Regions from separate parts of the Homo sapiens genome. Here region 1 is linked to region 2. Evidence: chromatin contacts called from ENCODE Hi-C data. All regions are on one chromosome and are shown on one strand. The core of a region is the stretch at or near the end of the contact, and the rest is flanking DNA. Distances in the headings are between cores, read along the strand shown.

The links. Hi-C counts contacts between places; a loop is a spot of excess contacts on that map. Pooled maps may share reads with other maps.
Region 1: a map of CD4-positive, alpha-beta T cell shows a loop between it and region 2 (12-fold over the local background). The contact joins the promoter of RYBP here to the promoter of KBTBD8 in region 2. A Hi-C loop is called at or near these places in 2 of 168 maps with a recorded cell type or tissue (CD4-positive, alpha-beta T cell and naive thymus-derived CD4-positive, alpha-beta T cell) and 4 of 50 pooled maps.

The regions. Positions count from the first base shown.
Region 1 is chr3:72,442,221-72,448,654 of GRCh38, reverse strand. RYBP (RING1 and YY1 binding protein) reads left to right here and starts at 2,032. Exons shown (of 4, transcript NM_012234.7): 1 at 2,032-2,159. The coding sequence starts at 2,032. RefSeq lists silencers at 1,186-1,595, 1,656-1,715.
Region 2 is chr3:66,996,707-67,002,564 of GRCh38, reverse strand. It overlaps KBTBD8 (kelch repeat and BTB domain containing 8), which reads right to left and starts at 4,258. Exons shown (of 4, transcript NM_032505.3): 1 at 4,194-4,258; 2 at 3,374-3,584. The coding sequence starts at 4,209. RefSeq lists enhancers at 2,438-2,537, 4,501-4,600 and a silencer at 3,841-4,160.

The sequences.
Region 1 (6,434 bases), core at 783-3,282, 5.4 Mb before region 2:
CTCTCTCTTCCTCTTCCTTCTTTCATCCCTCCCCTAAGGAGGCAGCTGTGGCATTGAGGCCTTGAGAGGTTGCTGACCCTTGCTAAACAGTGTTGCTTCTCCTGGCCCTCCTGGGTGCGCCTGCCTGGAGAGGACACTGCGTGCTGATCAAACTTATTGTTGACACATTCATTCTCTCTTTTATTCTCTCCCTTCTGATCCCTGGACTGATCTCTAGGAATTTCTGCTCCCTGGGTGCTCAGTCTCAGTGAGCTTCCCTGGTGGCAAGCCCTGATATGCTTCCCTTCCATGGGGCAGTCCTGATAACAACCTATTTTATATTTGCATATAAACCTGGCTGAGGGTCTGTCTTAACTCCAATCCCCCCACCCCCGGGCCCCAACTCCTAGCAGCATTCTAAGACTCCGTCCCTCCCCTAACCTGGGGCTTCAGCACAGCCGCGTCTGTGTCTTTTATCATCTGGGGTCGTCCTCCTACCAGATCTCCCTGCCTGAGGACAGAGGGTCCTGAGTCACGTTCAAGTCAATTTGGCAAGCGTTTTTGGAGCAGGGCAGAAAGTGAAGGGCACTACCCTGTTCCTCGACTTCAAAAATCGAACGCGGGGGAAATGGTGCACAATTCAGGCCCAGTTATAATAGCTCCTAATACCCAATATCTTGTTTTGGTCCTTCGTGAATACCAGGCATCCATCAGCGAACCTTCCATGCCTGATTTCTCCGAATATTCAAAACAACCCTGGGAGGATGAGCCCCATTTTGGAGATGAAGGAGCTGAGGCACGAGGTTTTAATGCGGGCATGTGGTCGCCAGAATTTGAATAGCAACTTCCCTAAGGAAACGCCCTATTTAGACTCTAGGGGAGAGGAGGATCCCAGGAGGAGTCCGCCAGCAGAAGCTCAGAGTCTGGCCTGGGGGCATTTAGTTATGCCACGCCCTTTCTCTACTGTTCCCTCCCGCGACAGGGGCCTGACAGGGAGTGGGGCTTCGGGCCAGCGTCTCGGCCGGACGCAGGGACTTCAGAAGAGGCAAATACAAAGCTCCGCATGGCAGAGGAACAGAGGGGCGCGGGGGAACGCGGTCCAAAGGTGGACCTTGTCGGCCCCTGGGCACTGCAAGCCTCGAGGCGCTGCGAGCGGTGAGGCTGTTGCAAGCTCCCGCGGCGCGCGCAAACTGCGTGGAACTACTTCCCCGGGGCGGCTTCGGGGCCGGGGTCCCGGCAACAGCCTCACGGGGCGCCGTGCGGGGCCCGAAGCCAGTTGCCAGCTCCCGGGCGCGGCCACGTGCGCCCCGCCGGGCTTGCACGCTCCGCCGCGCCGGGCCGCGGGGCCACCGACAGGCACGCGCGCCCCCAGCGCGCACACACTCCCGGGCACGCACACCGACCGCCCGGCCCACGTCCGCCACGCCCCGCCTTCCCCCGCGCCCCGCCTCCGCCCTCGCGGCGCCGGCCGCCGCCCTCCCATTGGCCGCACGGCGCGTGACGCGCGGCGCCAGGCCCCGCCCCTCGTCAGTCACTCGGCGGAGGCGGCGCTGGCGGGGACTAGTCTCGTCCGGAGACTGTGATGGATTTAACCAGGTGGGGAGGGAGGGAGGGCGCGAGCTTGGGAGTGGAGAGGGAAGGAGCCGGCCCACTCCCCGTCGCCGGCCTCGGGCTGCCCCTGCGCGCCCCCTCCAGATCCGGCCCGCGGCTCCCCTCCCGGCCCCCCCAGCCCCACGCTCAAGTCCACAAGTCCGCCCGCTTCCTGCGCCCGCCGCGGCCCTTCCCGGGGCGCCGCCGCCACCGCCTGGTGTGCGAGGCTATCCGGCCCGGGCCCGGGGCTTGCAGGGTGCCAGTGGGGGCGCCCGGTTCCCTTCCTCGCTCTCTCTTCCAGTCCCCGGAAAGGGTGGGTGGGTGGTCTCCCGAGCGAAGTTTCCAGCACTGGATTCCTGCGAAATTACGACGGCTCACCCGCGTCTGTGTTTTGCTGTCTCTCCCCCGTTTTCCTGCTCCCTGCCTCTTCCCTCCCTTTTCCCCCACTCTCCACTCCTCGGAAGGCCAAAAAGACAAGCGAAACCTGCCGCAGACGAAGGGTTTTGGGATTGTAGCGTCTGCACCTTCAGAAACAGTGCTGAAGCCTTTAAATGCAGCATCTGCGATGTGAGGAAAGGCACCTCCACCAGGTACTTGAAGATCTGTGTTACCTTTTGTTAAAGGACTTTTTTTTTTTTTTTTTAAGTGAGAGGGTAGTGAGCCTTACTTTCTGCCCTTTTTCCAACTTGTTGATTACGGCTTTTTTTGTATTTGCGGGTGGGTTGTGTGTGTTTTTGGGTTGAGTGTATTAAGTGTTGGGTGAAAAGCCTTGTGTTCGCTAAATGATTTATGGGAGGGAATTTTTCCAGGTTTTCATTTTATTTCAAACGGACACTGGATTTATTTGACACTTGTGTCTATTGGCTTATTGGTATTGGCTGGGGAAGAGAGGAAGCAGTACTATCGCTATGGATTGTAGGACATAGATGTTTTATATTTTTGCCATGTGTAGAATGGTTTTAATTTGCCTGTCCCGAGTTACTTTTCTCTTGTCTGAGAAATTTAGTGGGGGTAGTAAGGCTGGCTGTGCTTTTCCTGTCTTGAGCTGCAAATGTCTGTTACTTTCTTGCACTTGAAAATAAATGTCGGTATTTGATAAAGTAAGTGCATTTTGTGGGAGACTGAGCTGTCAGTTTTTTTTTTCTTTGACTAGCTTATGTGGGGTGGTGATGGGGGACGATTTTGTAAAATGGTGAAATGAGCAGTGACTGTGGAAGTTTGTGTTTAAAGCTCTGTGATGATGAAAAGAATGTTGAAAGAATTCCTTTTCATTTTGATGAAGGTCGTAAACTGCATGTGATGTTAAAACGAGTTAACTACTTTAGATTTAACATTCATAAATACTTGGATAAAATGTCAAGACTCATGTAGTCTTTTGGTCATCTTTTAATTTATGTCTGAATTTGTTTCATTGGCGTTAGAGTTTGAAGTTAAACTGTTCTTGGTGTCATTTAATGAACAGGCATTGGGTGTGTGTGTGAGACAAGAATGAGTTTTTGGTGGATCCTTTAGAACATTACAGTTGATTGCCAAAAGTCTCATTTTATCAGGTACTTATTTTTGAATTGGTGACATTTCAGTGTGACTGTGTAGTAGTACTTCACAGTTCCAACTGGATATTGTTCTTTGATTAGATGAATATGTCATGTTAAGGTTTCATTGGTTTATTTATACTTGGGATTAAATAGGATTATTGGGCAACCTAAAATAATCTAACTCTGAGATTAATTGGCCTAATTATTGTTTCTGTGAATTGCACTCTTTAAATGATGATACCTTTGAATAAAAATAATCAAAAACTAAAAATATTACTCCATACGTTGTTTTAAGAAATTTTTGTCGGTGTTTTGTATTATCATGGAATATATCTAAAGTAAAAAACACGCATCAGTAGTTTCATAGATTTTGTTTTGCTGTCTAAAATAGGGAATTCCATCAAATGGCATGAAAGTTTTTAGAAATGTATTTGTTATTTAAAGCAGTAGTGATTGTATATTATTTATGAGTAATGTTTTTTACATGTAGAAGCCCTCAGAGGCCAAACCTCTTTATTGTGGTTTTGCTTTGAGTGTTACCGTAGATGGTGTTCAAGTAAATGATTAGGAAACTCCTAAGAACTTGAGAACATTACTGGTGAAGAGAAACGTAAACCAAATTCAAAAGTTTATGTCTGATTTATCGCTGGGAATGATTATCTCATAATGAAGTGCATTTCAGCTTTTAACATGTATTTTAAAAAACCTTACTCATCAATTTTTCGGAAGCACATGGAAGGTGTTGACTTTTAAAAAAGGTATGTATGTATGTTTAAAGTTTTTTCAGAGCCGCAGATGACTGTTGAAACTTAGTTAAAACTACTGAATTATTTACAGTGAAAATATTTTAGAGTCTATTCAGGAACAGGGAAAGGCGTCTACTTTAAGGGTCTTCGAGTAATTTTCTGATGTCATTTAATAGAATTTGAATACAGATTTAACAGGTGTGAGGACTGAAAACTGTGTGCATTCATGACACTCTTAGCTGGCCACAGTTGGTTTCATTTTGGTTATTGTCAATATTTTGGTGTTTTAGATCTATTCAGAAGTCATCGTTGGTTGGAATGCAAATAACGTTTTGGTTTTCCTACATTATGAACAGGTTTTATGTGGAGAAGTGAGTTTGACAGGTTTTCATCCTATCCTGTCTTGTGTGTTAACTGTTGGTTAATCCCTTTGTGATACTGGTTACTGCCATGTTTTTTTCTTGGCCCTCTTGTATTTTTTTTGTACCTCAAAAGTTTGAGTATGAACTTGACATTTTCTATCTTGTGTAGTTTTAATCAGACTTGGTATAGATTGATGGCAGTAGAAAACTTGTGTTTTGGATGCTGGGTAATAGGCAATATTTGTGATTTTTAGAATAATTTGTTTCGTGGCACAGAAATTGTATTTTATTGCTCTGAGCTGGTGTTATGTATTTTAACAATTCTAGCTAGTTGGCTAGCCGGTGGTTATTTTGCAGTTTTTGATCATTCTCATCACTGTCACCTTCATCTACCAGTCAACCAAGGAAACCACCTATGACTTAGTGGTAGGCCAGTATGATAGAGAACTATATTTGCCCTTTGAGGGTAGAATTGATATTGCTGATGTGATTGGGAAAATACTGCCATTCGTCTGAAGAACACTTATTAAATTCGTAGGATATGAAAGATGCTGCTGAAGGGATTGGAGAGAGGAGAGGGGAGTGTTAAAATGTTGATAAGCCGTGTATGGGAATGACCATAATTCCAATTATAAAGGCTGTACGGAAGCAGGGGTCTGGCTTAGGGAATCAGTTAGAAGGATTCCTTCTTCTCCACTTCTTTTGGACAAGGAGAATTAAAAAATCACCTGTCACCTTTTCACTATTACCATGTACGTCAGATATTTTTAGTTCTGCAGGTGGAATTGTTAAGGTGATTGAGAATGAGGTCTTTTTTTTCTTTTTGGAGCAGCAATAGAGCAGAATGAAAGGTGAGATGGTCTTAAGGAATCTGTTAAGGGAAGAAGGTGGCCTAGGCTGTGTGGAGGTTCAGGGGCAGCAGGAGAGATCTATATTTTAGATGTATTATCAGTATGTGTTGGGTGTCTTTGGTTTTTTGATAAACTTGTTTTTCTAACTAGACTGTCCACTCTTTGTGCCTTTTCTGGTTATATATATATCCTTTTGTTTGGAGACAGGGTCTTTCTCTGTCACCCAGGCTGGAGTGCAGTGGCATGCTCATGGCTCACTACAGCCTCAACCTCCGTGGCTCAAGCGATTCTTCCACCTGAACCTCCTGAGTAGCTGGGACTACGGGTGTGCACCATCACATCCGGCAAAGTTTTGTAATTTTTGTAGAGACAAGGTTTCGCCCTGTTGACCAGGCTGGTCTTGAACTCCTAACCTCAAGTGATCTTTCTGCCTTGCAGGAGTGAGTGATAATTTACTTATAACACCCATTGTAAGTCTGCAAATCAGTGATTTCTAGTCATTTTAAAGAGTTGTGCAGCCATCACGGCAACCCAGTTTTAGAACATTTCCATCATGTCAAATGGTTTCGTTATATCCGTTCTGTAAGTCTAACAGAACAGAATGGAGAAGTCATGGGCAACAGGTTGCTTCCCTACCATGCTGATGTACCCTGAGCCTTTCAAGGTAGAAAATAAAAGTGCATGTTAGAATGTGTGTGTAAGGTGGCAAGTGGCTGGGGGAGAAACACTATCCCTTTCTTAAGTGGTAAAGTAGTATTTCCCATCCTGCTTTGCCAGTCTCAAGAAAGAGGATACCGGCTTTTAAAAGTAGAAGAAAAAAACTACAAATGCATGAATGTACCCAACTGTGTGTGTTTTTTTTTTCTTTGTATTTTCCACCTTCCTACACTTCCAGCTGATGTTTTTTTTGTTGTGGTGGTGGTTTTTTTTTTTTTTTTTTAAATGAAGAGACAAGGTCTTGCTATGTTGCTCAGGTTGGTCTTGAATTCCTGGCCTCAAGGGATCCTCCTCCATTGGCCTCCCAAAGTGCTGGGATTTGCCCAGCCCCTAACTGTTGTTTTGTTAAGTTGCATTTCTCAAGATTGGGCAGAGTAGCTTCCTAGACTTGGTGATTTAATTTTACTTTTCTTGTCTTGTTATTTCTCTGCATTCAATGTTACCTTAATTGTAAAATAAAAATTACCAAGACATTGCTGAATATAGTTGTTGATTAGTGTTCCCTTGATAGTAGTCCTGCATTTTTACTTTCAGCTACTGCTTAATCACATTCATTTGCAAAATTGGAAAATTTTTACTTTGGCTAATTACCATAGGTTTAGAACTTTCTGGTCTTCAGCTCCAGAAATGTATCGCTGTGTTGAGATCATGTTT
Region 2 (5,858 bases), core at 3,009-5,508:
AGCCTGGAAGACAGAGTGAGACTCCATCTCAAAAAAAAAAAAAAAAAAAAAAGAATACCTATAAAGGTATCAACATGATACATTAGCATACAAAGAAACAACCTAATAAAAACTTTTCATGTCCTGGTGAAAATTACAAGGCAACTTGTATCCAAAATATATCTTTAAAATGTTCATCTTAGAAAAGCAAGAAGTTCTTTAAAAGTACATATTCTCCACCTACTCCTTTTTAAAACTGTCATCTTTTGAATGCTGCCTTAACCATTATAAGTAATATAATAATCACTTCACTTACCCTTGGAAATTTTGAGAACATTTGCTTAAAAGGAAATACTTCATTTTCTCAAAGATACCATATTTTACCTACCTAAATCTAGACATAAATAAAGATTATGGTAGAGTCAATACATAATGCCTGTTTTAAACAGAGTTTAATAGTTAACTGATTCTTTGAAGATAATGGTTTTTAAAACCCCAAACTTTTACCTTCGAGACCAAGTTGGTTTTTTCTATTATTAAAATATTGTTGCATTTATGGGATTTTCTTGACCGAAACATTAAGCAGCCTGGCTCTTTAAGTATTAGTCACTTGCAAACATCATTTGCCTTTCTTTTCGCTCCTTTAAAGTTTCATTCTAGATGATCCAGACTCATCCTATTTAATTTTTGTGATCTTATGAAAAATGAATTGCAAAGATTTCCAGTCACTTAAAAAATATCTCTCAAATTCATGGAATTAATTTTAAAATGCAGTATGAGAAACACTGGAGGTACAAGGACTCAACTTGCTGCCCAGGTTAATCATCTTCGAGTCCTGTTTTTACTTCTACAATGTACATTTTAATTTAGTATCACACTGGCTTTTTTGATGACTAAAAACTAGATGTTCCTACGTATGTGCTGGTTTTCAATTCAGGTGCTGAAAGACTCACCGATACAGCTACCAATTAAAAAGAAAAATAAAGCCCTGCATTAGGGAGACATTAACTCCCAAAGGAAGACATTACCACATATCCCTTTATCATGGGAACTACTGCTGACTTGAATAGGCTCATCTTACACACAGGAGTGGTCTCACACTTCATGAGTTTTCCTCTGTTCTAGTAAGTTCTTCATGTAAACTCAACATAAATGAAGCCAGGGCACTTCCTCACACAAAATCCAGAGCAGCAAAAAATTTCTAATAATCATACAAATTTCAATTCTGATGAGTTACTGGTATCATGAAACAGCCATTCCAGATTTCCAGCCGTTCTAATTCTTCCACTAGTGATGCAAGACGTAGAAACATTAAGTACGATTTTCTACATCCCACACAGGAAGCAGCGCTGGTACCAAGAAACTTCAGTACAAAAACCTCTAGCAAGAGATCAAATTCTAATCCTTGAGGTTTCTAGCCAAATATCTTTATTTCAATGCACATATCGTATCCCCAGAAAATTTCTCAAGTATTTTTTACTCCTTTTAAAAATTGACTTAACAAAATTAAAGAATTTAAGATTTTAAGGAATCAAGAAAATTAGAAATCTATCATAGCATACTTCTTTTAAAGTAAAATTTTTTTCCAGGTCTTCAAAAATAAAAAATGAAACTGCAAGGTGAAAATGTCATACTTATGTAAAGTTACTAATAAGTATACTTACTAAGTATTATACTTAATAAGTATACTTAATATGTATACATATATCATATTTATTATGTATGCTTACTAAGTATTATACTTAATAAGTATACTTAGTAAGCATACATAAGTATGACATTTAAATGATATAATCCAGATTATTAAATTTCAGTAAGATATAGACATTTTTACTTTGCAGTTTTTGTTTTGTTTTGTTTTGTTTTTGTTTTTACTATTCAAATGCAATATACAATAAAAATGTTTTAAAGGAAACTGTACCAACTCTTGTTCCTTAAGAGTCATATGGCTACTAAGAAGCCTGGCTCTGTAATCAAATGTAGCCTCTGCCATTTACTTGTTGGATAGATGATTTAGGCAGGTTATTAAAACTCAATCTCACTGAGCCTCAGCTTCTTCATAAGTAAAATGGAACAACAACTATGCAGAGATAGGATTATAAAGATTATATAAGGCAATACATGTAAAGTAAGCTTAGCCTAGAGCTTGATAAGTAGTAACTGTGACATATATTTAAACATACAAATGACCTAACCATATCTAATAGATAATCTGGGTAAGTGAATCTCACTAGAAGTTTCCATTACCAGGCCAAACTTCATACCTTCTGCATATGTGAGTTTTTTTTTCTTTCCAGCTCACTGTCTTGCGATGATTAATACTTAGTAGTCCAATGACCTACCCTAGGCAAGTCTAAACGGTTACATCACAAGCATCAGACTGAAGTGACTATATTTAACCCAGTATTCTGAGAAAGAGGAACCAGAAACTACTGTTGGAACATTATATGGTTATGTGCCCTATAAAGGTAAGCACCTTCAAAAGGAAAAATCACATTCAGAGTGTGGTTGATAACTTTACTATTATTTATGCACCACTTGTGAATACTGAAAGGCTTAAAGTGAGCATTTGACACAAAAGAAGTTAAGCCCATGCAGAAAACTGCCTTTTCCACTCATCTTAAAGTAGGAAGTTATTTTTCAGACCCAAGTTTTTAAATTTTACTTTTAAAAGTTTTATAGTAGACAATATAAGTAAAAACAAAAACTTCGTTTAACATACTTCTAGAAATCTTGGATATTATTAATTTGGGGCCTTAGGCACAAAGAAACTATATTCATTCTTGCTTTGACCCCCATAGCATTTAAACAATCTATTGAGTGGTAATTTGTTTTTGAAGGAACATGCTACATGTTTTAAACTATTTTATAAAAGAGTCCCATACACTAAAGAAACATGCATTATGGATAACTTTTTGAAAGAAATTCTAGATCAGCACTGTCCAATAAAATTGTCAATGATGAAAATGCTGTATTTCTGTGCTGCCCAATATGGCAGCCACTAGCTGCAGGTGACCAGCAAGCACTCAAAAAGTATTTAGTGTACCTGGGGAACTAAATGTTTTATTTTATTTAACTTATAATTTAAGTTTAAACAGCCACACATGGCTACTGGCTTCCATACTGACCAGCACAAGTCTAGATTTTCTGGTCATTTACCTCAAACACACACACACAGGCCCACTAACTTAAAAAGCAATCACCCGAAATCTAGAAGAATCCCTCAAGTCAAAAGAAGGTCTTAGTTAAGAGAGGACTTGTTTTCTAGTCTCAAGAAACAAAGTCATTGGTTTCATTTCATTATCGCATCTCAATATAAACATCAAGTGGACAATACTGAGGGGGAAAGGGAGCTTGGTGCAGATACCAACAGAAGTTCCTACCATCATCATACCTGAAGTAAGGGCTGATTGCAGCAAGAACGTTTCTATGACAGGAAAATGTTTTCCCGTGATCCACTTCCACTACAATGTCTGTCAACTGTCCTTCATCGTACATTGTTTTGAGTTGCTTAAGAATACTGCAAGCATGGAAGGGGTCCATGGCATCGCTGGCTGGGTCTGAAGATGGAATCCCATTCGGTGTTGGGGAAGACTTACTTAAATCTAGGAGGAGAAAAATCGTACAACTACAAGAAGTGCCGAGCCAGTTACGGCATCGCGGGATTTTTCTGTTTGTGTGTCTGCTTGCTAGGCTTTTTCCCCCTACAAGATATATACAAATGTCTGTGGATATACGCACGACCTCGTGGGACCGCGAGTTAAGGATCTGGGAGACAGAGGGCGGAGCGCGATCGGCGGAACAAGTTCAAAGGCCAGCCTGCTCCTGCGGAGCCCGGCGAGCCCGGCACCCGTGCTCGCGGAGGAAACGCGCTCGCAGCCCAGGAGAGGCGTCTGCGCGGACTCCGCCGAGAGCCGAGGGCAGAGCCTCACGAGGGAAGCTCGAACAACGGCGGCCGCCGGTGCCCCCTCAAGCCGCCTCCCGCTGCCTCCTGGGGCGCAGCGCCGGCGGGTACCCAGCCTCCCCATCCCGGTCCCGCCGGACCGCCCACCGCCCTCCGCACCATTCATCCTCCCTCTTCTCATTCCCCTCCACCGCTTCATCCTTCCCTCTAGCTCCGCACCGCTACGTCCTCATCCCACTGCCTGTGGCCGGCCCCGGCCCACCTTCCCCCTCACCTCCCTCCACGCCGCCCTGGCCACCACACGACCCACCTGCCGACGCGGCCATTTCTCGATGGGGCCCCGACTCCAGCTATTTAAAAAGGAAATGTCATTTCGCTTCTCTAGCTCCCGGGTTCCGGCTCTTCTAAGCTTCCCCTGGCCAATGGGGTGTCCTGTGCATCTGGCTCCACCCCTAGCCTCCGAATTCCTGGCGCTGATTGGCCACGACGCGAGCACATGCGTGTCGGGAAATGTAGTTTGATTGCCCCGGCTCCCGCGTGGTCCGGGTCGGGCGGAGGCCCAAGCCGGGAATTCCTATTGGCTGATTCGGATGGAGGTGGAGAGCAGGGAGCTGGCCAGCCTGTGGCCGTCGAGCGCGCAGTGCCTGCCGGGAGAGGTAGTCTTCTGGCGGAGGAGAACTGTCATTCTGAGGGGCTGGGGTAGGGAAAGCTCTTCAAGTGCGAATTTCCCCATTTTAGGCCTCTCTCCTGGCCCCCGGCACATTTTTTTACCTTTTTCTTCTTCCGTAAACTTCCTGCCAGTGACTAGCTTCCGGTATGAAATCAAGCTCTGCGTGAGAGCTGTAAAACCAGAAAAATGTGGAAATGGACAGGAGGGCTGTTGTCCAAAAATGCAAAGGAAATCTGACGTCCCACCCTGAAGAAAAATATCACAAGGCCCAAAAGCAAGGCGTCTCTGATGAGTCACCTATGACACCCAATTGAAATAGCATCGCCTTGGCCGGGTGCTCTGGTTTCCACAGATTAACTTGGTCTGGTTACAGCGGCTGCTTAGGATCTTCAACTCCCACTGGTGCCTTGCTTTTCTAGCACACCCAGAGAACACCTGTTCCTCACGTGAACATTACAAGGGGATCCAAGATGCTTTACTTTTTGCTCTTGGGAAATGGAGGGGATACAATACTAAGTATTCCGGAATTTCCTTTGAAAAAATACCGGAATGCCCTGAGCCCGGAGCCAGGGATGATTACTGAAGCCCTGGCTCTTTAGTCACTATATGTGAGAACTGACATAAGACCTTTCAACCCCTGAGCGCTTAGATCCTTCATCTGTAACGTGAAGTAATAGTAATCCGTACTCCATGGATTTCATAGGCTGCAACCTTTTGGAAAGAAAATCAAAATTTTACTGTTGACGAATTTTTATTTACTCATCTTGTGTTTCTAACATCTAACGGGGTGCCTGGCACATTATAGATGTTTCATATTTTAAAAATAAATGTAAGGTGCAAATGAGCTAACATTGGGAATGCTATTTCTAGATGTTAAAATGTAAGGAAGTATCAGCGAATGGGAAGAATTTCTAGTAGACATATAGTTAGCCCGTGTGCATAACTTTTCTAGCACTGAAAAGATCAAACCGTTGAACTTCTTGATAAAGAAAGGATCTTGGAATTTAAATTGTGATTGAGAAAGAGAAATAATTATGAAAAACAATTCAGTTCTGTCTTCTAGGTCTGCTGAGAAATTTAGAACTTAAAATACTATAATCCCATGCAAGTTAACAGGAAGTGGTGTTTCCTCATGACTGGGGTTTCTGCATATACATATGCACTTATAATTTCTTCTTTGTGAATGTCCTGTATGCACGTTTCTGGATAGATGAAATTGACTTAATTTTGGTTACTCATAACTTTATTTTTTCGTTTTTATGATGTTGCTTTCTAATTTATTAAAATGGTAGCACTTTATGACAA